Regions from separate parts of the Homo sapiens genome. Here region 2 is linked to region 1. The links are chromatin loops, found by intact Hi-C in ENCODE. Cell type or tissue: PC-3. All regions are shown on one strand. Each heading gives the region's core, and the rest is flanking DNA. Links, peaks and the distances in the headings are about the cores only. Region 1 has its middle 250 kb from the start of C4orf33. Region 2 overlaps LINC02465 (long intergenic non-protein coding RNA 2465).

The links. Hi-C counts contacts between places; a loop is a spot of excess contacts. Peaks named below come from ENCODE experiments on the same cell type or tissue, not always from the same donor. Only the 100,000 strongest peaks of a DNase experiment are listed, where the experiment ranks them.
Region 2: a loop joins it to region 1, with 4 times the contacts of the local background. A loop is called at or near these places in 2 of 110 quality-filtered maps.

Annotation. Positions count from the first base shown.
Region 1 is chr4:129,339,010-129,349,949 of GRCh38, forward strand. No RefSeq gene overlaps it. Among named protein-coding and RNA genes, the nearest start is that of C4orf33, 250 kb to the left of the region's middle. In PC-3, for the core only: a CTCF peak has its summit at 5,159 (motif pointing right); no DNase peak of the experiment used is centred there; H3K4me3 peaks cover 1,003 bases.
Region 2 is chr4:129,923,022-129,933,961 of GRCh38, forward strand. The region is part of intron 13 of LINC02465 (long intergenic non-protein coding RNA 2465); the gene reads left to right. Among named protein-coding and RNA genes, the nearest start is that of LINC02465, 160 kb to the left of the region's middle. In PC-3, for the core only: CTCF peaks have their summits at 4,115 (motif pointing right) and 6,231 (motif pointing right); no DNase peak of the experiment used is centred there.

The DNA.
Region 1 (10,940 bases), core at 1,964-9,963:
CACAAGGCAGCATGAAAGTCCATTGGGAGTTGGTATTGATGAGTTTAAGTGAGACCAATAGCGTGTCTGGGTGTTTTCCTCCAGCCCTGTTCTCCTGCTGGTATATGTGCCTAGGGTACAGATTTGGATATAATCAGGGTTGTGTTTTTCCAAAACAGTACGACAAAGCAAAAGGGGGAAAGTGAGTAGAGGGTGTGCAAGGAAGTGATTACAATAAGGAATCATGGAGTTTACCTGGTATGGAGGGTAATGAGCACATAAACGGATGGGTTCACAAAAAAGTGGTAGGATCAGTGGATTATATGTCCTGAGGAGCTTCAGGGTTCTTCAATCAAAACCATAGAAGAGTTGGAGTTCATTGCAATGATAGAGTTTATGGCTATTGTCTGATGGTGGGCTATACCCATTTTAACTGCTGTAAAGTCAGTTTAATAGATCAAGGTCAGCATCATTAAATGATATAGGAAGGAATGAAAAATATGAGAATATATTATAAGTTAAAAAGACAAGCATTGCTTTTTGAAATGTTTGTTTCAATTATATATATTTATATAAATTATGTTCATGTAGAGGTCTATTTGCATTGGGTCATAGTGTAAAGTATATTTCTTAATTTAGAACAAGGTCAAAAAGTTTGTAAAACACTGTAGGGTTGGTTCATGACAATGCATAGCTGAGGATAAGGTTATTGGAAGTGTCTGTGTATTCCGAACAATCTAGCAAAGAACCAGCCAGTTCCTGAGCCAACATCCTGTGTGGAGTGAAATTGATACCCCAGCATCTCCAAACCAAACAATCATACACTTATAAAAGACTGTGTTGCTAGACTTGCATGTTTCCTTCAAAACTAGACTAAATACCTTTAAAGCTATTCTCTCTCTATCCTTTGAAAATTAATAAAAGCTATAATTGTTTATTTTTCCTTTTATATCCAGTGGAGAAATATGTATTTGGTCTTACCAGATTTCCTTCAGGCCGAACCAAAACTTTCCCAATTGCACTTTTATTTTCATGGACAAGGTAACATTATTTAGAAAATATATGATTTTTCTTAGGTTAAAAATAAAGTACTCCTAGACACCTCAATTTCATGGCAAAACTTTTTTTTAAACTTTTATTTTAAGTGCAGGGATACAAGTACAGGTTTGTTACCTAGGTCAACTTGCATCATGGGGGTTTGTTGTACAGATTATTTCATCATCCAGGTATTAAGCCTAGTTCCCATTAGTTGTTTTTCTCAATCTTCTCCCTCCTCCCACCTTCCACTCTCTGAAAGGCCCCAATGTGTGTTGCTCCCCTCTGTGTGTCCATGTGTCCATGTGTTCTCATCATCCAGCTCCCATTTATAAGTGAGAACATGTGGTATCTGGTTTTCTATTCTTGTCTTAGTTTGATAAGGATAATGGCCTCTAGCCCTCCATTCATGTCCCTGCAAAGAACATGATCTCATTCTTTTTTACGGCTGCATAATATTTCATGGCAAAACTTAAGGTGTATTAAAAACAATACAACTTCTCTGAATAGGTAAATCTTACTTAAACAGATTATGTTCTAAAAATTCATTTTATGAAAAGTATTTGGAATTTAAAACCATGTCCTCATTAAGAGTGTTATAATTTGATGGTGGGCTTGTCATGAAAGTCTTTGGAATCCAGTGTACCTGAAATATGAATAAAATACATTGCCTGGATCCATAACCCTCATAATTACTTCTGAGCCCCATAGACCCCTGGGAAGTGGAAGTGGTTGTTACTAGGGTTGATTTGGGGACATGGCGAGGCTAGTAGGTGGGCAGGTTTATTAGTTTCCTAGGGCTGCCATACCAAATAGCACAAACTGTGAGGGCTTAACACAACAGAAATGTATTTTCTCATGGTTCTGGAAACTAGATGTTCAAAATCAAAGTGTCAGCAGGGCCATGTGGGCTCCCTCTGAGGTTCTGGGTAGAATCCTACCTTGCCTCTTCCTGCCTTCTGGTGGTGGCCATCAATCCTTGGCATTCCTTGGCTGGCAGCTTCATCACTCACCTTCTACCTCTGTCATCACTTGACCTTTTCCCCCATGTGCTGCATCTTAGAAGGATGTTAGCCATACTGGGTTAAGGACCTCTCTTACTACAGTATCATCTAATCTTAACAAATTATATCTGCAATGACCCTATTTCCAAATATGGTGACATTCTCAAATACTGAGGGTTAGGACTTCGACATATCTTTTTGGGAAACACAATTCAACCCATAACAGTGAGCAACTGGGAAGCTGCAGAAGGGCAGAAATCTATAGAGTTCTGGGTTCTCCAATGGCTGCTGTGTTACTGGCAAGAGCTTAGAGACCCCCCGTTGTTTGGATGTGGGGATAAGGATTACTCATAAGTCAACTAATTCATGAATGCTTCTATTTTACAGGTCACAGTTACTTTGAGTGGAAATAAACAAATAAGAAAATTCTATATTTAAAGAAAATTGCCTTCACAATCAACAACATTTTTATTTGAACCATGTCCTAAAAGCTTTCATTCCTCCTCTGAGATTCTAACAATATCTCCATCAGTGTGAACTACAATATTAGGAAAAGAAGAGGATAACTTCAGGGGAGAATTAGGCAGAAAGCAAGGTGTGTTATGTAACACCTGGGAGGCTAAAGAAAGAGGCTATTGACTGTGAGCCAAATTCAACTCTCAGCACATTGCTCCTAGGCAATGGACAGGAGTGTATGAGTGGCTGAGAGCAGGGCTGAGCTTCGAAGCAAATTACTTTTTCTACAAATGCTCTTTTATTTCTAAGCTCACTTCAGTGCAGATGTGTCTCCTTCATAAGTGAATCTTAAGGATCAATTTATAATCTTGGATCCACACTGTGGATATTGTGCTAGTCTTTGTCAACAGTAAATTTTAAGACAAGAAAGTTCAGAGAAATAGGGGATTAATATTAAGGCGGCTTTTATTCTTCATTAGTTTCTTACAGAAATATTATTTCATGTAAAAGGAATCTTGGTGTCCTAGTTTATCTTTTTCTCATCGTTTAACAGGTATAATATTAAATAGAATTAAAATCAGGAGTAGTATCACATGCTTATATCACCTTGTTATATTTTAGCAAGCTTTTGAAAAAGTCGAGCATGCACAGAGAAAAACTTAAAAGAGTAATAAAGGTATGTGCTGAACAGTCAATCTCCTTCTCACCCAAACATCACATATTCTTGTTTTATCCTTGTAAGAAATATGAAAAGTTATTCCTTTTAATGTTGCTTTCATTTTGAAGTTGTCACTCCTGCTTCCTAGCTGGTAGGACTGGTGTGGCAAATTGCTTTTCCAGAAGAAGAAAATGGTTTACTGATCTTTTTGGTCATCAAGATCAGGAGTTTAAAAGATGGTGGTCAGGGTGAGGAGTGGAATCCATGCAACCAGGAGAAAACCACGAACTGTGACTTTCTCACCTGGGTCATCTGCATGTTGTACCCAGAAGTCGGGAGAAACGACATTCAGGAAGATATGCACACATTAAAATTGGAATGGGAGAATTCTCCAGAATATGAAATTTCTCTTCTCATTGGAAGAAAAGGAAGAATGGGCCTGAAAACTGTCCTTGTTTGGATGGAAACTTAAACAGCCTGTGTTGCAAATAGTCCTCATTAAAATGCCCCCTGTGTGCTTTAGTTCTCCTGAAAAAACTACCAACACCAAGGTAGGGTCAAACCGGCTCAATAAATTTTAAATGATATTAATTATTCCCATGCAACTCCATAACTCAGTTTCTGGCTTAAAACCGTGAAACTTGCTAAGGTCTTTTTTGCTCCTGCAGCGTGGACCCTAGTGAAAAGGCATTATAAAAGGTTATTGCAGTCAGGTCTGTGAAAGACCTGTCGATTGAGAGGGAAGAAAATGCAAGTAGACATTATAAAAGATTACTTTCTGTGCTGCTAATGATCACTTTTGGTTTCAGTTTTCCTGAATGTTCAGGAAAGAAAGAGCTCACAGGAAAGGAATTTATTGCAAAAGAATAATTGCCCAATACATTACATGGCACGGTAGGGTTATAATGAGCATGAGGAAGGGCAATATCTAACCAACCCTTGGAGTTACAGTAATAGTTTGATTCAACTTCCTTATACAGACTGCTGAGCAACCAGAGAGCCAGAGAGGTTTTTTCTTTTCTTTTTTTTTCTCCCCGAAGAATTGGACTGCAACTGTTTTGAAACTTTCTTGGGGGAAATGCAATTATTGACAAGATTTAATAAAGCCAAGACAACTGAATGTGATGAGATGAACCCCTATTCTTTTGTTCTTTCTATGCAATGTAAGAAAATAGCAAGAAAACGATTACATTATAACTAAATGAATTAAACAAAGCTCCGAAACATAAATTAGAATTTAACTATGCCATTAAAAACTAATTTAATTTGCAAGGCATCATTACTAGGTAATAAAGACCCATTGCAAAATGTACAGCAATATCTTGTGAACATGTAAAAAAAAAGTGATAAATCTCATTGAGCAGATGAGTTTCTGTTGCATTAGCAGATACAAATGCTGAATAGATGTTTCAGTATATAATGAAAGCTAGCAAGTAATGGAACGATTGGTTTCGTTAATTTTTTTTTTTTTGCCGTAAATGGTTTTGTAGTTAAGGAAAGGCCTCAGGGAGAGTTGGAGAAGCACAAATTTGGTGCATGGACTTGGTGCCATAAAATCTGCTCTCAAACCAAGACAAAGAGAAGACATTTAAATATTTCGTTTGACAACATATGAAATATATTGTAGCCTACTTCATTCAAGTGCAAACAATATCTTGTTTCAGCTAATTGAAAATCTGATGGAAAATACAGTCTTTTCCCTAAAGTGTATCTTATTCAATTGTGTTGGAAATAACAAGGTATATATAACAAATTCAAGAGATGTGAATAAAGAATTTCTTCAGTTCTGGGGTTACCAGTTTAAAACTTACTAAAAAAAAAAAGCATTAAGTTTTTTATCCGATCAGAATAAGATGAAATAAAGTTTCAGAAAATTCATTTCATCGGAAATGAGTTTTAAATGTATACTTTCTAATAAAACAGCTAACGATAAGCATTTCCGCTTCTGTCTGTACTATTTTGCCTGAGCCTGCAGGTAGAATCCAGTATCATTTTACTGACAGCCATCATCGAGTACTGCCAGGAGATGGCAGTAAAACTCCGCTTTTCTAATCCAGCCTACGCTAGCGTCTAAAATTATTGTAACTTTTTTTTTAATGGGATCACAGCATTAATATAAGGTGGAGATGAAAACTTATGTATTCCCCCGGTTGTGTTATTTCCTCTGAGGTTGTGCATTGACTTTGTGTTGCGATTGGACTTTGGCTCATCCACGTAATTATGCTCCCAAATAGAGTTTCACAAAAGGTCACGTGCTACATTATTGTAGGAATGATTTTATTAAATTGCTTAGTGAGTTGATGCAGTTAGACGTGTTCATTTATGTTTTACATTCCGTCATGAAATCTTAATGTTAAAAAAGTTAACACTTTGTTTAAATGTCATCTCATCAATGCAGCATTCCGCAAATTACCCCTCTGAGCTAACACCCGTCTTCCATGCCGCATTTACCCATTTACAAACCTAGAGACTAGAGCTTCCTGCTTCACCTTGAGATTTTCTGTTTATTTATCTGCTGTCTCATTCATTTGTAAGCTTCTCAAAGGCAGGTGTTACATTTTGGGTCTGAATCGCTGGTAGTTCTCCACCCAAATGTCACTTTGTAGTACTCAAAAGAATGTGTTGAACTAACTCAAGTCTCATCTGAAGGCTCAGAGGAAGTGTGTTTTTAATATATTGCTCTATTTTATAGAGCAGCGAAGTGGTGTATTTAAGGACAAGTCAGGGAATCTTGGCTTACAAAATGAAGCCAAAAACTCCTAACTTTAATTTTGCTGAGCACACAAACAAGAAACTTTACTGACTGTGGTAATTAATAGAAAATGATATATTGAGTTGCATTGCCCAGCTCTGAAATGGGGCCACTTTCTAACATATAACTTTCTTACAGTTCATTACCAAGAATGAAAAATTTTAAATCTAATGAAATGGCAGGGGAGACAGAATGTCAATACTAAGGTGAAATGAACCTTTAAATGCAGAATTATCAATAAATGTATTATTGATTTTGGGAGAGTAGTCATAGATACAGTCATTTATTTGTGAAGCCACTTACTTTTTGTAAATGATTTATTGCAGATGAAGTGAGGAAAGACTATATTTTATTTCAAAATTATGGATGCAAAGAGATGAAATAATTATCCAAATGATCTTTACGCAGACTACATTTCCTTTATTTATATTACTTTTAATGTCGTAGCATTCTTTAATATATTATGCCCTAAATGACTCCTAAAAGTTCCTAAGTTAAAAGGCTTCGTCTCTAAACTATTATTAATAAGGAAACATTTACTGAGCCCCCGGGACTTTCAGATGGAGAACATTTCTCCCACCACTCAAGTTTACTTGTCTTTACAACTAGATTTACTGGCTGCACACAGTAAAGAGGAATGTCTGTGCTCTGCCTCCCCCATTCCTCATTGCAGTAGACTCTTGCTACTACTAGTTCTAGGATCTTCTTGTCTTCCGAAGAGATGGATTCTTCCTGGCACAAGATTTTCCTGTCAGCACTGGGAAGACAGTGTGGAGTGCAGGGCCCTGGGTGCCATGCGCCCTGCTGGCGGCTCTGATCGCTTATTACTTATGGGGTGCTCTCATTCACACACTCCTAGGTTTAGGCTTGGCAGGTCTTGTTGTGCCATAATTCATTTAAATGTAATTCATAAGAGGAAAGGAGAAGGCAGCTGAATGTGAAGCACAGACACAGCCCTTCTGCATTTGAAAGTGTTGTGCAATTTATTCTCAGTGATGTGGATTCACACAGGCCCAGTGAACAGTTAAAGCTTTGTAAAACCCTCTATTAAAGAGAGGAAAGCTGAGGTACCAAAGGAGTTTTATATATCAGTGATTTCCTTGTGGTCGAGATAACAAATGAGGATGATAATTACCTACTTATCTATGTTTGTTTTCTAAGGACCAAATAAAACAAAAGAAAATAAAAAATGCTTTTGAATATGTGTAACAATTATAGTTGTCATTATTATCGACGGTGAGTACAGGCTTTGGGAGTGGGTAGGCAAATTCCATATCATAAGTCTCATAATTTGAAGAACAGTGATTCTGGTCAGTTGCAACTCACGTCATTATGACACCAATTGGGCAATATTCTGTGACTCCTCTGCCTTTTACAGAGAAACAAACTAGACCACACCTCAGTAAAAACCAAATCGATAGGACCATTTTCACAGATCCACTTCTACTACTGCTGTTCTTCTGTGTTTAGAAGATAGTGGGTGGCTTGCGGGCAGGGGTCAGGTAGACTATGTTGGAGACAACTTTCTCTTGTTTTGGTATTCTCAGTGGCAAAGGTCATTGTCCACAGGGAGTTGTTGTTAATCCAGAGGCACCTGCTTATTTTTTTTTCACCACATTAATTTACATGAAAGAAGCCAACTTGGCATTCATTCGTTCCTAATAGGGGAACTCTGCCTTCAGGCAGTGGCATTTAGCAGCAGGTTCTGCTATTTCTTCATCCTGGTGGTACATGGGTATTGCTCCTCACAGAGTTAAACTGTAGTAGAGAAACATGAAAAGAAAGCTCAATGATGCTGTCTTGTATGGAACATAATACACTGTTATAACAAACAGAGCTTGATAAAATACCAGCAGCAGGGAGCACAGTTATTTATTGCTTCAAGAGAAAATCAAGCAAAATAGCTACAAATTGCCTAAAGTACATTCCTCCCATCTTTCTTGAGTTTCAGTCTCTTTGGCTATAAAACAGAAAAGGCCTTTGTTATTTCCCAAGCCAAGATTAGCCTCCCTTAGTGTGCAGTGCCTGCTTTGGCTTCGTGTGAAGGAATGAGCTTAAATCTGACCCAGAGAGCAATTACCTTAGAATGATTACAAAACACGTGCAAAAAGCTGAGTGTGCACCTGCTGGTAGACATACATCTGAGGCTATGGCTTGAGAACAAGCTCATTAGAGTGGCATCTCGCATTCTTGTTTCTACAGTGCCTTGAGGCATCAGCCAAGATGCTGAGGTTGCCTTCTCTTATTTCATAGAAAATATGGAAAAGTTAGATGAGTCGAGTGTCAAATTAAGAGAAAAAAAAACCTTTAGGAGAAGTGCCAGAGGAAAACCTCCCTGTTCTAAAACACTGCTCACTATTTCTGATCCACACTGCATTACTATGTCATGTACAAGACAGTGAAAGTCTTACATACAGACATACCCCCGGAAGCGAGCTATGAACCCCACAGGTCTTCTAAAAATACTCAGTGCCTCATCAACATGGCAGGCTTCAAAGAGCTCCTGTTCCTAAGGGGAAGGTTGCCTCTTTTAGGCTGCAGGTGTGGCCATGACGTTGTGAGAGTGTGTGGAAATGCCATGTTCCATGACCGCAGCACATGACCATGGCTTGTCATTGAAACAACATGTCTTTGGTAGTACATTCTGCAATCTTTACTCTGTTCTTCTCAGAAAACTATAAGGTCAGTTAGAATATAATTATCGAAAGTAGAGAATAAAGGGGAACCTAGTTAATGATAAGGACTGGTAATATATGGGGACTAGTAAAATAATTGAACATAAAGTCTATATGCCTAATAGGCTTCTGGCATAACATCAGTGAGCAGAGCATGCTGCTAATATTACACATTTGCAGTTAATCTTCAAATAAATGTTAAAAAGTTAAGTCCAGTTTAGAGATCAGCTGCTATACAATATATTGGGTTAGAACCATGACCTAGACAAGCATCTGGGCAAATCATTGAGGTGCAAATATTTAGCCTGGTGTGGTGGCACATGCCTGTAATCCCAGCTACTCAGGAGGCTGAGGCAGGAGAATCGCTTGAACCCAGAAGATGGAGGTTGCAGTGAGCGGAGATCACACCATTGCACTCCAGCCTGGGCAACAAAAGTGAAACTCCATCTCAAAAAAAAAAAGTATATCAAAGTATTGGTTTGTTTAGCTTAAATGGAAACAGTATAAAATATTTTACAGAAACCAATAACTAAGATGCGGTAATAATCTTTATCAAAACATTGAGGATGACTGCTTAAAATAACACAGTTCGTAAATAGCAGAGGAGTTAAAGCAAATGCAGAAATTGGGTATTACTCAGCTAAAGCCACTTTTGGTTCTTCTGAACAACATTGTTTCACAAGAATTAACTGGTTGGATATCTCATCAATCTAGATAAATATTATAGTTTGATATCGGGAATACAGTATCTTTTATAGTGTTTATGTCCTTCAATTCTAGATGATTGATGTGTGTTTGCTTAGTAGAGTCCATTCTGTTATTATGTAAATCACCCACAAATTATTATTTCATCAATTCCATGATGATTGATTGAACGTATGCTTGGGATTGCTGGTGTTACAAAAATGTTTAGGACTTGGTCCTTGTTCTCAAAGAATTTATAGCCTAGTAGAATTATACTAAAGGAGCTTATAAGTAACAATGAATTCAAAGTGGTGTATATTTAGTGCAGAAAAGTTAGATCTAGTAGTTTTTGGGTGGCTCCATCTAAAGCTGGAAATCACAGACTGGAAGCTCAGCCACACACTAGTGGTTTGACCTTGGCAGGTTGCATAACTTTTCCCAGCCAAATTTCTTACATTTAAATAGATTAGTATTTTTTTGCGAGTATCAAATGATATATGAAATGGGCATTGTAGTGCACTTGGTTAAATTATAGGACTGTAATTAGGATTCAGACGAGGATGACGTTGCATCTGATTGAGAGACTTCATTAAAAAAGGGGTAATATTTAATCGGAAGTCTTGAATACAAAGTTCAATTTTCAAAGCTGGGGACATTTTCACCTAAAGGAGCAAAGACACTCAAAGTAGAAACAAATTAGATTTCTTTTTAAATTTTGGTAAAATATACGTAACATAAAATTTATCATTTATCATTTTGACCATTTTTTAGTGGACTGTTCAATGGCATTAGGGCATTCACATTGTTGTACAACCATGGTCATCATACATCTCCAGAGCTTTTAAAATCTGAAACCGAAACTCTATATCTACTAAATAACAACTCCTCATTTTCTTTCCTCCCAGCCACTGACATCCACCATTTTTTCTTTCTTTCTCTATGAATTTGACTCTTCCATAATAGATACCTCGTATAAGTTATATCATACAATACTTGCTTTTTGTGTAGAAGTGACACATCTGTGTGTCAGAATTTCCTTCCTTGTAAAGAATGAATAATGCTCATATATATATATATATATATATATATATATATATATACCAGTATTCCATATATATGTGATATATAGTGGAGTATTATATATTAATATGTAGATGGATAGATGTATCTCACAGTTTATTTGTTTATCTGTCAATGCACACTTGGGTTGCTTCCAACTTTTGGTTATTGCAAATAATGCTGCTATGAACATGAATGTGCAAATATCTGTTCAAGTCTCTGCTTCCAATTCTTTGGGATATATACTCAGAAGTGGAATTGCTCGATCGTATAGTAATTCTATTTATAAACTTTTGAGGAACTGCCATGTTGTTTTTGCATAGCAGCTGCACTATTTTACATTCCCACTAGCAGTGTGTGAGGGTTCCAGTTATCCTTACATCCTCACCAACATTTGTTTTTTGTTTTATTTTGTAAATGACACTTATCCTAATGGGTGTGAAGTGATATCTCATGGTTTTGGCTTGAAATTCCCTAATGAAATTCCTGAGCATCTTTTCATGTGCCTATTGGGCATTATATATCTTATTTGGAAAAACATCTATTCAAGTATTTTGCCCATTAAAATAATTTTTTTTGTTGCTGTTGTCAAGTTATAAGAGTTCTTTATATATTTCTGGCATTAAACCTTTATTGGA
Region 2 (10,940 bases), core at 1,471-9,470, 580 kb after region 1:
TTATTTTATTTAATCTCTACAAATTCATGTAGAGGGTACAAATATCATCCCATAGATCTTGTTTTCAAGAAAAATATTCTGGGCTATGGAAGATGTGGACATACAAAAGATTCTGTAAATGTCTTTTCTAGTTTTTTTTTTTTTTTTTTTTTGATACGGAGTCTCACTCTGTCACCAGACTGGAGTGCAGTGGTACAATCTTGGCTCAATGCAACCTCCTCCTCCCATGTTCAAGTGATTCCCTTGCCTCAGCCTCCTGAGTAGCTGGGACTACAGGAATGCGCCACCACGCACGGCTAAGTTTTGTAATTTTTTGGTAGAGACAGGGTTTCACCGTGTTGGCCAGGATGGTCTCGATCTCCTGACCTTGTGATCCACCTGCCTCGGCCTCCCAAAGTGCTGGGATTACAGGCGTGAGCCACTGTGCCTGGTCTCTGTAAATATCTTTTCTTACAAAATATTACTTCCAGATTCCAGGTGTCAAAGCATAATTTTCACAAGTTAGAAATACAAATACAAAATGGATGTTTTGTACAAATACAAAACCAAAATACAAATATAAAATGGATGTTTCTCAAAGATTTATTAACTCATTAATGATTGAATGCATATATGTGTAATTAAATGGATATTCAAAAATTACACTATTGCCACTTCTAAAAACTGCTTTAATACTGAGAATACAATGGAAATGGTAAAATATGTAACCGTAACTGATGTGAAATTACTAAGCAAAAATCATGTCTGGTTTTATTTCAGCATGGAACAGGGTAAAGTTGTTTCCGAAAGTATTTTGAGGAACTCAGAATTTACAGGGATTTTAAAGTTTAAATATAGAATTGGTTAAGGTCTGACAGAACAGTAAAAACTATATGTTGGAGATAATCTTTTTAAAATGAATATTCCTTACATCTTTATCAAACAATAAGAAGTTAATGTATAACTTTGAAAGTCTGAACTCTTTAATTAATGGTAAAATTCAAACAGAAATGCATTCCCCTACATGATTAAATAATCTTTGAGTGAGCTTAATAAACAATGTTTCCGTACTCTCTTGACCTTATTTTTTTTGTTTTTCATAATTTTTCTTTACACAATTTTCAGCCCTAACTCTTGGCACCTTGTTTGTGGTTCTGATGTCATTCACGCTCTGAGGCTTGCTTATCCTGCAATCTTTCTATTTAAGCCTTCTTCACTTTCTGATATTCTATAATTCCCCTACAAAATGTAAGTATGGGTTTTTCTTTATCATTTCTCTTTAGAACTTTCAGGGCCCTTTCAAACTGGGACATCAAATAATCTGGAAAATGTATATTCATTATTACTTTGAGTATTTATTACTCTTCATTTTTATTTCTTATGTTTTTGAAATAAATATGTTATCTAAATATTAGCACTTTGGTTTCTAATATCCCTATCTCTTAGCTTATCTTTTAATCTTTTACATTTTTAAAATTATTTCTTTTTCTGAGAAGTTTTCTTGAGCTGATCTTCCCATTTACTAATACATTTCTCATCTCTAACCATATAACTTAATTCTACCTATTTTATTTATCTATTGTATATGATATATTCTCTTTATTTAGTATTTTTTCCTACTCTTGCTGCATTTTTATATTATCTTTCCATTTCTTTTTTAGTTTATTATTTGACCAGTTTTAAATCTTGATAAATATGTTTTAATAACTCTACTTCTGACAAAACCAGTAGCGTCTTTCTCAAGTGTCTTGTTATTTATATCTAGGAGTTTATTTTCCCTTAGGAATAAAAGCGACTCTGTCAATGCTTATGGAGGAAAGTCAGAAATCAAGTGTCAACTCCAATACGCTAAAGGAATTTTGGGGGAAATGTGGATGGATGAGCCCCAGAGGGGAAAACCCCAATTATCAATAAGCCATTAATAATGGCTGACCCCATTAAACAAATCCTTAGGTAAATGGTTTCACGCTTTGACTCCCAAGAAGAATTAGCTTTAGAATCGAGGATCTCTGCAATAGATACGAATCCACCAATCAGGGAGTTTGAAGGAGAAGGTATAGGAAAGTAGCTTTCCAAATTTATTCCCCATTTTGTCAGCTCCCCCATAAGCACAGGATTTCTGTGTTGTTCCGATTTTGTTCTTGAAGATACTTGTATCAGAGCTCTGAATAGTCATAGGTGAGGACAGGAACCTTTTGTTTTAATGTAGTTTCAGGAGAGAAACAGAAGCAGAGCTCCCATAGATCCTTTCTATTTTTTATGGGCTGACTTCTGCCCAATCAAAGCCACCCCCTCACTCTTACCAGTTCAAACTTCTCTCTGTCACCGCAAAATTTTCTGTATTTCCAGTTGTTTTGATTTGCTTTGTATTTTTACTTCTATGGTTAACTGTCATGTTAAATTTAAAATAATACTTTTTATTCCAATTATACTAGTTTTACTATGAAATAAACAGTATAAAGTAAAAAAATACAGTTTAAGCACAAAAATTCATTATACAGTTTCTATGAAACGAAATCATAGTTCTTTTAATGGAGTTGTTCTACAATCTACACATATTTCTTTGCATTATTTTAAGTGAATTGCATGGGGGGAAAGGAAGACCTAAATATCTTTCTATCTTGATTTTTTGAATAGTGGCTATAACCACATTATCATTTGAAAATACTCTATTTTGCAAGGTCAGGAAATGTAGCAAAAATCTTTAACATTAATTTAGAACTAGTTGAAAGGCAGCAAAATCTAGGCCTTTCATCTATTCTTGAATGATTTCTTATTCAAACTCAGCTGGAGTTCTCAGAGCAGAATGTTCTGCTTTCTTGGATCCTCAGTCAAGGAAACCTTTAACTCACTCTATTTCATAATAAATCCAGGTAGAGCCAGTTATGACAAAATACATGATGGTGTGCCCTACTTTAATAGTGGATGGCTTTCAATTCTGCTGTAATGTATGTTCTCCATTCATTGATTTATTTCAAGTAAAAACAAGTAAAACAATAAGCTAACTATATATCTCCTGAATCAATTTTAAATATATTTAAGCTATTCTAAGCAATTTTAGGTTAAAAAAAGTCTGCTGTTTGCGAAGACTATGAGCAACTGAGTTACATAGTTATTGTTACAAAAGGGTCATAGCTCAGCTTTTGTGTATTAATTATTTTGCCAGCTATTATTATGAATGGCCAAAATGTGTGTATGTTCTTTTTTTCTTTTTTTTTTCAATTTGTAAAACATGCACAGCATGTGGTTATCTGAAAAACTGATATAAGTACTCAAGACTTTTGTAGAAAGATAATACTGTACTTTAAAGTTAAATTTTAATTGTAAGCTCCACATCTTAGAAAATGGAAGAAAGATAAATTAATAACATACTTCTACAGAATTAAATTGGGAAGTGAAATGCATTTGGTATGCGAGACGATTACTACTACCTATGGGAAGACTTGGTTATTACCATCCATAGGATGATAGTTACTGTTTATCAGGATGCTACCCTCTAGAGCTACTAGTTCATTGGGAGTACTGATGTAAATTTTTGATCTTTTTATAACAGCACTAGATGTGTTTCTTATATCAACTCTAGCAGAAGCAAAAAAATTTCCAAAAAAAAAAGATGTGAATGAAAATGGTTTGATCCACAAGTACTTCAAGTACCATTGTTCTTTTGTGTTTCAGGTTATAATGCATGTCCTTAACACACATCCTATTTTTCGCATAATGTAATAACAACACTGCTGTTACATAGTGATTGGTATTATAAAATGTGCTGTGAGATAAATGCTGTTATTATGAAAATCCTATTAGCAAGTCCCTATGTACTGTACATGCAGGGCCGATTTATTAACATACCCTCTGTAGTCACTTTCCCAAAAACAGTTTTACCAGCTATGAAATACTATGCAATAATGCCATTAATAAATGTATCTAATTGCAGTATATAAAAGTGAAACATTGAATAGCTTGAAATGGTTGCTGTGAATGGTGAGATTATTTCAAGTAGATGTATTGAGTAAAGGATAACTATGCTTCCCCTTTTTTATACTGCCACATGTCAAGTAATAGATCATTTAAGTGCATAGTCAGACAGCTGGGCTAACAAGAAAAAGTTGGTTCTTTTATAAAAAGCTGTCAGTAGATGGCAATGTGACTGTTTTATAAGGCATTTTTATTCCATATGGAACTACAAACTTGAGATCATTCACATTTGCTACCTAAATTACTGTAATTTTCCCCAAAAAAAGAGCTCCAAGAGCCCTTTTAAACTATTCTTTAAATAATTGATAGTTACAAATGAAAAGCCAAGCCTAGAATTTCCAAAGTGATCAAAGTTGTTTTAATTTTCCATTGGTCAGGGTTGAATAAAAATAATGTTACAAACTATACCATCAATAACTAGGAATTGCAGAACCTCCATTTCAAACTGAAGTACTTTTAGCAAATCCACATCATACCCTCACTTAAGCACTGCAGCCAGCTATGGCCCAGTGGTGCTGCACTATTAATACAGACCCAGAGGAATGCTGTTGCATTGAGAAAAGTTATTTTGGTATGTTTTCACTCTTTCTTTTATCCTTCCACCCTTCTCCAAATAAATAACCTTTGATGTTTCTAGTGATGTGTTATGTAAATACACATGCATATATAATAACATATAATATTAAATATGCCTTAAAATTTAAAGCATCCTAGGCAGTCTTCATATACTTCAAAGGCCATGGCTTCTGAACTCATTGCACAGTATAAAAACTAAAAAGGAATAATAAATTCTGGAGAGAAATTCTAAGAATTTTAACTAATGGGAAAATTCTGAGAATGAAAAAATATGTTAAAACTCTTGAATAAATTCTCACAGAATATACTAAGATATTATTCAGTTCTACAGAATTATTTCAATGTATTGAACCTTAAACTTGTGATTCCATTTTGGGTTATGCGAGGAGTTAAGAGATACACAGTAATTCCGCCTTATGTGTGGTTTTGCTTCCGACTGCTTCAGTTACTCATGGTCAGCTACAGTCTAAAAATATTAAATGAAAATTTCCAGAAATAAGGAATTCATACATTTTACTTTGCACACCTTTCTGAGTAGTGTGATGAAATCTCGTGCTGTCCCACTCTGTCTTGCCCAGGATACGAATCAACACTTTGTCCAGTGTAGCCACATGTGCATGCTCCCAACTCATTTGCCACTTAGTAGCCCTTTTGATGATTAGGTCTACTGTGGTGGTATTGCAGTGTTGGTGTCAAGTAACCTATATTGTACTTAATAATGGCCCCAAAGTGCAAGAGTGATGATGCTGGCAATTTGGAGTGCTGAAGAGAATATTTAAAGTGCTTCCTTTAGGTAAAAAGCTGAATTTTTTTCTTTTTTTTCTCTTTTTTTTTTTTTTTTTTTGAGATGGAGTCTTGCTCTGTTGCCCAGGCTGGAGTGCAGTGGTGTGATTTTGACTCACTGCAACTTCTGCCTCCCAGGTCCAAGCGATTCTTATGCCTAGCCTCCCAAGTAGCTGGGATTACAGATGTGGAACACCACGCCCGGCTAATTTTTGCATTTTTGTTTTTTATAGAGATGGGGTTTCATCATGTTGACCAGGCTGGTCTTGCCCTCCCGACCACAGGTGATCTGCCCGCCTGAGCCTCCCAAAGTGCTGGGATTACAGGCATGAGCCACCACGCCTGTCCAAAACTTCTTGACTTAATAAAGAAAGAAAGAAAGAAAAAAAAAAAAAATCCTGTGCAGAGGTTGCTAAGAACCTTGGTAAGAATCTTCTATCTATAAAATTGTGAAGAAGAATAAAAAAATTTTTGCTAGTTTTGCTGTCACACTTCAAACTGCAAATGTTAAACAAAAGTGCATGATAAGTGATTAAAGATGGAATGGGCATTAAATTTGTGGGGAGAAGACATGAACAGACAACGTGTTCCAATTGGTGGCAAGGTGTTCTTCCAGAAAGCACTGAATGTACACAGACATCAGCAAAGAATTCCCTGAAATGAGTGACACCAACCTAGTTATTGGAAGTAGGGAAAGCCTACACAGATTCAGGAAGAAGAAGAGTCTAAGTACAGCACATTATTTTGACAGAGGGAGAGACCATATCACATAACTTTTATTTTACTATATTGCTATAATTGTTCTATTTTATTATTATGGTTAATCACTTATTGTGCCTAATTTATAAATTAAATTTCATTATAGGTTTGTGTGTATAGGAAAAAACATAGTATATACAGGATTCGGTACTACAGGGGGTTTCAGGCATCCACTAGGGGGCCTTAGACCCTATCACTTGATAATGGGGATGAGTGTATTATCAGGAATGAGAGTCTATGAAGGGGCAATGTGGTATAATGAGGAAACATTATTCAGTTAAGAAATGTAGGTACTAGTCATAGTTTCATCTACAAAAAGTCCATTAAATAATCTGGGTTGCCATTTTATCTGTAAGAAGAATGAAATTAACTCATAGATATCTAATATTTCTTCAGTTTTCCTTAGCAACCAAAGGCCTCACCTCACTTTGATCAGTAAGGTACCTAAAAAAAAGATAAATCCTGGGGATCCTATTCAGTTCAGAATCTCTAAGACTTGATTAGATTTCTCCCCAAATGAACTACTCATCAGTTCAAATCTCAGAAATCAATAATTACAAGGGTGGCTTCTTTTTCCCCCCATAATTCCTTAGCTTAAGTCTTGAATATGGTAAAGGAAAATTCATAAACTGCAAAGGATCCTTGGATCCGTAACAGAATAACTTTGACAGTGTTTAAATTAAGAATAGCATTGAAACCACATTTGCAAAATTATAACTGAGGAAATTATGTCAGTGAAAGAGATCAGACCTAACCGACCCCATCTTCCTTTTAACCTCTAAACTTTCTGTTCATTCCTGGGTGTAGGCCAAACTGGTCTAGGGAAGGAATTTCGTTTATAGTTTAAACTCTGAAACAAAACGGATAATAGCTCTTTCCCGAAAAATCCCATCTTGCCTGGGGAGCAGTCTGCCTTTGTAGGACTAACAAGTTAGCTAAAAGACTGGATATCTCACGGGTTGGGGGCCATGCAGCCCCTGGCTGCAAGAGTCTAGAACTCCCCAAATTCCTCCTAGGAGTAACATCACTATTGCAAAACCTAAGATCAGTGCTTGAGATATTTTGCAGACCCTGCATTCCGATGCAGCAGATGACACCACTCAGACTGATAATCTGGCTCAACCAGTTCTGCGATCCCACCCAGAACTCAGCAAGAACTCACTTCGACCCCCTATGATTTCATCTTCAACCCCACCAGTCAGCACTCCCCACTTTCGGAGCCCACACCCGCCGAATTATCCTTAAAAACTCTGGTCCCCAAATGCTCCAGGAGACTGATTTGAGTAATAATAAAACTCCGGTCTCCGGCATAGCTGGCTCTGCGTGAATTACTCTTTCGCCATTGCCTTTCTCCTGTCTTGATGAATCGGCTTTTTCTAGGCAGCAGGCAAGGTGAACCCCTTGGGCGGTTACAGCATCTCTTGTGGAAATAATGAATATAATTTCAAATTTGCTTATATTTAAGAATTAAGGGACATAGTAAACTTGCTTTTTAAGTTTGATTTTAATAATTCTTAAAAAATCAGTACTTCTCTTTTAATGATTTATTTTCAATAAATCTTAGTAGTTTGTATTGTTAGGACAAATGCATACTAAAAATAAGAGGTTTGATTTTTTCCTGTTAGAAATGAAAGATTTTTATCTCTTCTTTGTTTTTTCAGAGCATTTTAGCTTGAAAAAAAATGTGTATTTTCTCAACTCTTTGAAATGCATATAAATCCTTTTGAAGACTACATAGGCCTTTGTTGGCCTTTCATGACCCAATAATGTCTTTCTCAAGAGCCTGGGAGCAATTTCTTTAATATACAACCATCCAGGAAGATAGCACCCCTATCTGCCAGTTTCTGCGGATGGATAGGAACCTAGCTTTCATGGAGATCACCTTGCCCCAAGTTGCAAAACTACCTACTGTCATAAGAAAATGGTGTGTGTGTGTGTGTGTGTGTGTGTGTGTGTGTGTGTGTGTGTGTGTATGTATGTACGTTTTCAGGTAAAACTATTTAGCTAACACAGGCAGACATTTTAATTACCACGTAAAGTTAAGGTGGGTTATGTATGACAAATGATGTTTTCAAGTCCTCTTATTTGAGAGCTAGTTATTGTGTATCTTGAAAACATATAGGTAATGGGTTGTATCTTCTTGGCTATCTATTAATAAAGAGTGAGATTTCTGTTTTTATAATCTCCTAGCAGATTGCCTGTGATGCTCATTACAGTCTAGTGTAATGTTTACATATACAACGATAAAAAAGGTTTTCTTTCTCTACTACCTTTCTGCAGAGGATTTCTGAACTGGGATAAAATTTTGTTTTCAATTCTATTTCCAAAAAATATTTAACGAGAATTCAGATTTGCTTTTCTTGCTTTGGATTTTCTTCCTATCAACTCAATTCAACTTTAACTATTCCCCTGGGCAAGAATCATATTTCTATACTAGTTACCAATTCCTATTGATACAGTTGCAATTTATCCTCATGATGTTTTATTCTTTATTGAAGGTAATTGTACTCTTTGTAGTATGACACTTTCTTGAAAATAAAGCAATCAAGCAAGATATAAAGAAATAAGCTAACAGGGAAATGTTAATACTTTTTAAAATAAGGAAGCAAACCCTTTAGATGAATTTTCACCTAAAAAATATTTGAAGTTGTAGATGAAATGTTTTAGTTAATCTGAATAGCTTTGTTTGCCGATATTTGTGGTTAAACGGGTGTTAAAAAGAAATGTAAAGCAAATATAATACTAGTCAGAATTCTATCATTCCATTTGTGAAGAAAATTATACTAACCATTAAAAAGGATTTATGCATATTTCCTATTAAAATAGAACTTTCTCTTCAAGGAAAACATGAGAAGACAGAGACTTTTGGATTTCTTTTGGAAGTAGACATTAAAATAATTAAGATCTATATATTTTAAAGTATCTTTCTTTCAAATATCCTTGAAGTTGGTCTTTAATCAGTAGTTTCATTAGACATTTCTCCATCTGCCATCATCACATGCGTATGCAAGTGAGAAAACTTGTTCTGTGAAGTGATACTTTAATATTATTTTTAAATCAAGTGTCTAGATGGAAGGTTATACATCTTCAATTTTGCAAGATTTTCTTAAACACTGACTAAAACACAAAAATATATTTTTGCTGTATAAATGACAATATTTCCACCTTGTAAAAACATAGGCAATTTTTTACTATATTAAATAGATTTTGAATGACCATAAAACATTCATAATATTTTTCTAAGTTTTATTCTTGCTGTATTTGGGGTATAAATTCTATACAGAAACATGAAAGTTCATTGACTCGCCCTTCATTTTTTTAATAGAGTTTCGATATGAATCTTAAAGCATAGATTTGGTTTTTCAAGAAGAGGGAGTTAAAAGAATAGCATCTATAATCTGGGTATTCTTAATATCTGAACTCCACACTAGCTAGGCCTACTAAATGATTAGTGTTGAAGGTTAGATTGCACGTCATTCAAAAGACAATTTTCTCTGAACTGGCAATAATATCATAGACTGGCCTAAGACCTCAAAGTCATAAGTTATTATCAATCTGTCTTCAGAAGAGATGTTAGCTTACAAAAAATCTCTGAAGTTAAAGGAAAAGAATCAACTTGCATGAAACATATATTAACTCCCTTGTTTGAGGGACAGTATACAGCAAATTTTCTATACACTTATTGTTTCTGGACAATTCCATGATGAATCGATTGTGAAACTCATTACATTTTGGAGATTGACATTTAAACTCTGATTGAGACCAAGTATATTTTCTGCATGCAATCAGACTTCATTGATGTCTATACTATTCTAAGTATTATGCCAGGTACTATTCAGACGCTAGATAAAAGACTGTTAGGTTATACCATTGAAAATAAAAGCTTCTTGACTTCTCAATATATTTATTCTGATTTACTTACTTAGATTTTTAGATGTAGCTTTTATGTCATACTGAGGAGGAAATATCTGAAGGCTAAATGGAATTGTAATCCTCCAGAGTTGAAAGCATGCTAAGAAACTTTTAGTTGATTTCTTCCTTCAGTCAGGACTACACTATCTCAGATATGCAAAAATAATTCCAAGAATATTTTTAATATACAACAATTGTTTTACAGTATAAAAACCCTGAATCTAAAAAAATGTGGCTACACAACTAAAACATTTACTGAAGAAAATATTTTATCTTAGATGAGTAGAGTTTTCTGACAGCTTTTTTGATGACATCTAGGACAGTTAAGTTATGACCCTCAATTTCTGGCTTTCCTATTTGAATAAATACTTTTTTTCTTATGATTTTACTCTTTGGAAGATATGCTTAAATTAGCTTTAAGTACACATATATGTCAAAATAATATCTTGGTTTCTAATCATGTTCAGGTAAATATATATTGCATTTCTCAGAAATTCATTTAAGCTTTTTAGCTTGTTTTTTGTGACTTAAAGGGTCTTTTACTAAAAACACAAACAAAAAACTAGTATTTGCCTCATTAAATTTTTTTTTAAAAAACTAAAATACTCCAGAGCTTAGGTGTATAGTTTTAAGTTCTGTAAATTAAGATATTATTTGGCAGCAAACATTTTTTATTTGTTCAGCTAGATCTATTTATTTTATAACCAGCACTTTTAAATTTATCATTGTTATAAGATTTCATATATTTAAAAATTACTCTTACTCTGATTTATAGCCAGAACAATAATAAAATCACTCTTTTTCTGTAACATCTTCAACTAAATTTTATGTTCTGATACTATTTCTCTTTGGAGGACAACTTAGTTTTATGCGTCATCAACATGCAATAACTGGATAAATAATTGTTTATTTAGATCTAACTTACTTCCATAGAAATTGTGGCAAAATAAAGAGAA